2 separate regions of the Mus musculus genome follow, and region 2 is linked to region 1. Evidence: chromatin loops called from intact Hi-C (ENCODE). Cell type or tissue: left cerebral cortex. All regions are shown on one strand.

Region 1 (2,500 bases):
ACCATATGCCAGAAATAACTCCAGGGCCCATCCCCCAAGCCAGCTGAAGCCTACATACATCAGGACCTTTTTATAACACTGAGCACACTCTCCCTCCATCCCCCACCTTCCTCTCAGAGCAGCAGAACACCAGCGAGACCAACCTGCATCCAACCTCCTCTACATAGTCAAAGAGCTGGGGTTTGAAATAGACCCATGTCCAATATTAAAGTCCCTGAGAGGTGAGGACTAGGTCTTCTATAGCGTCTGCATCTCAACTGTGTGTCCTCTCTCTCAGTGGAAGGCAGGTGCCAGCTGAGCAGGTGCAGGTGGGAACAAGGCGACAAGATAAGGCTATGATCATCTTTACTGGTCCCATATGTCTGCTTCCTTCAGAAAGGCCCTTTTCTTTCTTTTTCAATCGCATTTGGAGACAGAGTGCTCCTGTGTCCTGGAGCTGGATTTCAGCTTGAAATCCTCTGGCCTGCCAAATGCTGAAATGCACTGACACACCAGAGTTTAGCTATAGTGGGCCTTCCCCACTTTCTGAGACAGGGTTTTGTTAGATAGCCCAGGTTGGCCCTGTACTCAAGGCAGTCCCTACTGTCTCAGCCTCCCGAATTCCAGGATAATAGGTGTATGGACACCCACTGCCCCATCCCTGACAGGGTCTGCTGGGTTGTTACTGACACGATCAGGTGCCAGCCTGAGAGTTGGTGGTCTGGCTCTGGATGGGATCTGTAGAGAGGGTTCAGGGCCTACGGCAGCCATTCAAATAGACAGGGATCATCTTTTACTGCTCAATAGAAAGGAATGGCCATCACCACTCTCAGGCCCCTAAGTAGGGTCCTGACAGCACTGTTAACTGCTGGTCCTCAGGACAGACCTAAACATCTGGCTTTGGCTGGAAAGCAGGGCCAGATGAGGTAAAGGGGACGCATGTGGACTTCATGATCTAAAATCTTGACTCAGCTTGAAGCAAAGCTGTGTGTTAAGCCAAGCCCCTTCCATGGTGGACAAAGGGGAAGAAGAGACCTGACCGTAGGGGAGCGCCCGGGACCGCAGTGGTGAGGTCACTGCCCTCTTACTCCAGATGCCTCGGATCTTCCAACCACACACAGCTCTACCTGAAAATACATTTGCCATTTTTAATTTTGTTACTGAAAATATGACGGAGATACCTAAGTTGCATTTAGAAAGAAAAAAAAAAAAGCCCAAAATATTCCAAGAAAAGTTGTTTTACACAGGCAATTCCAGACAGGAGGCCCCAAGTCATCGATCTGGTACATTCTAGATTCATAATATGAAAGGTACCTCAAAATGAAGTATCTGTCTCCAGGAAGGAAGTGGGTGGGCTGAGCTATGGGAATGGTATGGGTAGGAGAATGGACTGGAAGGGTCGGGACACTGCTGGAAGGAGAGGAGAGCAGACACACACACACACACACACACACACAAAAAGAGCAATTCTCAAAGAATCCTCAAGAGGGCGCCTGGCACTCTAGAAATGAACAATTTTGCCATACACAGAGACTCAAAGTATTCCAAGCATGTGACTATTGTCACTGTTAAATCAGAGCAGAAGAAATGACATCCAGTGTACATCCTGTGAATGTCCACTTAGATCACCTCTGCCCCACCATAACTCAGAGCACTGGAGAGAAACTTCTCATTCTTGTAGACCCCAACCACACCTGGACGCCACTGGAGGGTAGCTGGGCCTCTCTACCAGGTCACAGGGCTCTGGGACAGCGGGGCCAGGACCTTCTACCCTTGAAGCTGCCAGAAGAGGACTTTTCCTTAGGTTATATGAACAACTCTCCTGAGCCCCACAACCCACACATCCTGGAACTGGGACCCTAAATGTAACCTCTGGACTTCCTTTTGGTAAGGCAGATAAAGGAGGACATACAAAGGATGTTCCAGGTTAACCAGACTTTTAGGACACAAGCTCTTGCAGCCTGAACAGATAGATGTACTTGGCCACTCATCCCAATACGCCAACCAAAGGGATGAAGAAAGGGGGCAGGGCAGAGTTTTAATCAGTGCACACGGAGAAAAGGAACATACAGTGTAGTCCAGCTATGCCTGCGTTCATCTTCATGCACTGACATGAAGCTTTGAGTTAAAGCAGACAACAGGGAGGCTGGAGAGGTTAAGAGCACTGGTTGCTGCTCTTCCAGAGGTCCTGAGTTCAATTCCCAGGGCCCACATGGTGGCTCACAACCATCTGTAATGAGATCTGATGCCCTCTTCTGGGTGTGTCTGAGGACAGATCACTCATATACACAAGAATAAGTAAGTCTAAAAAGTACAGGGAGGGCCGGGCGTGGTGGCACACGCCTTTAATCCCAGCACTCGGGAGGCAGAGGCAGGAGGATTTCTGAGTTCGAGGCCAGCCTGGTCTACAAAGTGAGTTCCAGGACAGCCAGGACTATACAGAGAAACCCTGTCAAAAAAACCGAGCTGTATGGTGGCTGGCGGTGGCTGGAGACCTTCAGGTGCCTTCTTGGCCACTGTA
Region 2 (2,500 bases), 240 kb after region 1:
AAAGAACATTTTTATAACGTCCTGAAAGCCAGAATATCAGTATGGTCTGTGAGTAAGTCAGTAAAGGAAAAGAATGTAGTTTAGAGTTGGGTTGGGAGACCTGAGTTATGTGCCTAGATAGGGCCCTGAGTCACTGTGTTATTTCCTGGTCCCATTTTCCCCTCCCCCTTCTTCTGCACAACTTCTTACAACTTCTTTTATATATATATATATATATATATTTTAAATAAAGTTAAGCATGATTGTTTAAAGCAATCTGAAAAATACCAAGTCCTAAATGTAGCAATATAGGAAGGGCTTGTTCGTTTTAAAGCCACTAGTACAAAGTTTAAGTTTGTTGGGGTCCCCCAGATGGGAATTAAATGAGTAGGTAATATGTCTCAGCTTCTCTGGGTGTTTCCTGTCTGAGCTGACACAGCCATGTAGCTAACCCAGAACCCGGGAGAGATACTTGGAGAGATATAACTGAGGAGCACCCAGCTAGGGCAGAGAATGAGTCAGGGCTCAAGGACTCGATACCAACTTCTCCCACTCCTGCCAGGAAAATTCTGGGGTGAGACAGCAAAGGCAGGAGCCAAAGGGGGCGGGCCTGTCAGCTGCCTACCCTGGGGCCTCTCTCTGCCTTGTGGTTTCACCCCGGGCTGCCCTGCGGCTGTAACGTGTCTACTGACACGCAAGCCCTGGACACTCTGTCCCTTCCCCTTTCCCAAACCTTCACTAGTTCAAGAATCTCCAGAAGGGAATGGAGGAGAGAAGAAGAGGGACAGGGAAAGCCAGAGCTAGGCAGATATGTGGCAGCTCAGCAATCACAAGGCGGAATTAAAGAGGGTTTTCACCGGGGCGTGAGTAGGAAGTAGACATTTAACTCACCTCCATGAAAACCAAGATAAAAGACAGAGGAGCAACATGTTTAGGCGCTGTGGTGCTGAGATGTGGCTGAAGGACAAGACGGAACAACCAGCGGCATTGGCGTGCAAAACTGTAAGGCTGAAGAAAATGGCAAAGGACCACACTTCTGTATGGAGGGACTCCAGGCTCCTGCGAGCCCATCTACTGTAACACTAACATTCCCTGTCCGCAGCAAGTCTCAAAACTTTCCTCTAGCACGGAAATAACGCAGTCATCCGTGCTATACAGTCACGGGATACATAACGCTATCACTCCGTGTGAAGTCGAATTTTGCAATCCCCATTTCACCAAACTGTGAAATGGGCCACCGCAGGTTTAAGTAATTTGCTCACAGAATTTGGAAATCATACAGCATGGTCCGCATCAGTCGCCAGAACCCCCCGTTGGAGTCCATCAGACCAAACTGCACTGAATAGAGAGAGCTCTGTGCTTCCCAAAGCAGAGATTTACAAGTCCGGACTTGCTCGGGTTTGGCGATCTAAGATCCCAGCGCAGCCCTGGTACCCTCTAGTGGAAGCTTTCAGCATTAGCGTACATCCATCTGCTGGAGAGCATCTCAAAAGAAGGCGCGCATTTGGTTGCAGGGAGGTGGGGGGTGGGAGGGTGTCTGTTGAGTGTGGGGATGGGGTGCAGGTTAGAGACAGTCAAGCGCCTGACTGACTTGGACTCACACGAGGCCCACTAGAGTCAGCTGGTCCACCCTCCTGGGCCTTTGTTCATTAGGCATAGAAGGAGATCCATATCACTTGGGAATCTGGACTTTTAAGATTCATGAGAAAGCCCCCAACCCCCCCCCCCCTTTTTTTTCTACTGAGGACAGGTTAGTGATCAGAAATGCAAAGTGACTTATCTAAGGCCACAGAACAAGCAGAAGCCAGCGATAGTGGGGCCGTTTCCTTTGTCCCCAAAGAAGAGCTCCCCCCTCCCCTTGTTATTTTTTATTTGCTAATAAGCTGGCTTTATCCATGACTTGAGAGCATATGAAGACATAAAACTTGTAAACAGGAGCAGGGACAGTTTTTACCTTCATCTGCCCACAAGCCATGAACCTTTCCGCTCTTGCGCCTATTACTGCCAAACCCGAAGGCTCTGCCTTTCCAGCCTTCGGACCCTGGGGAGGGAAGGAACTCCCAGACTCAGGAATCCCGTGCCTAAAGCCCTTCAGGGCCTGGCTGGAGTCTCCTCCTCTCTTCCCAGCACTGAGGCTTCGATTTATTTCTCTTTCCCTCTCCCTCCCCCTACAAGTAATCCCTGCGAGTGGAAGTGGGTTAGAAAGAGATTACTCTCGTCCAAGGGCTTTGCCCTCTCCTCCCTAAACACGCTGTGCGCAGGGTGGGGTGGGGTGGGGTGGAGGTAGAGAGTCACAAACAGCCTGAAATTCCCTTTTAGGATGATTGCTTAATTTAGCCAGCTGGGAGAAAGTGGAGCAAGGAGAGGCTAGGGATTAATTCTAGACCTCTCCAGCAGTACGGGCTTCTTTCTGAGCCAGGGTGAAGAAGATCGATCTGTCCCTGAACATGCCTTCGGAATGAGGAATCTAGGGCAAGCACAGAGGCAAAGGCTCAGTCCCCAGCAGCGAAGGAGAGTGGAA

Evidence for each region. Peaks named below come from ENCODE experiments on the same cell type or tissue, not always from the same donor. Only the 100,000 strongest peaks of a DNase experiment are listed, where the experiment ranks them.
Region 2: a loop joins it to region 1, with 2.0 times the contacts of the local background. A loop is called at or near these places in 5 of 42 quality-filtered maps.

What each region holds. Positions count from the first base shown.
Region 1 is chr11:97,071,285-97,073,784 of GRCm38, forward strand. No RefSeq gene overlaps it. Among named protein-coding and RNA genes, the nearest start is that of Mir8103, 8.8 kb to the left of the region's middle. In left cerebral cortex, a CTCF peak has its summit at 1,482 (motif pointing right); a DNase peak (open chromatin) is centred at 1,460.
Region 2 is chr11:97,308,966-97,311,465 of GRCm38, forward strand. It overlaps Gm31005 (a long non-coding RNA gene), which reads right to left and starts at 2,140. Exons shown (of 4, transcript XR_389002.3): 1 at 1,934-2,140; 2 at 871-987. In left cerebral cortex, a CTCF peak has its summit at 1,409 (motif pointing left); DNase peaks (open chromatin) are centred at 601 and 1,393; H3K4me3 peaks cover 1,006 bases; H3K27ac peaks cover 1,330 bases.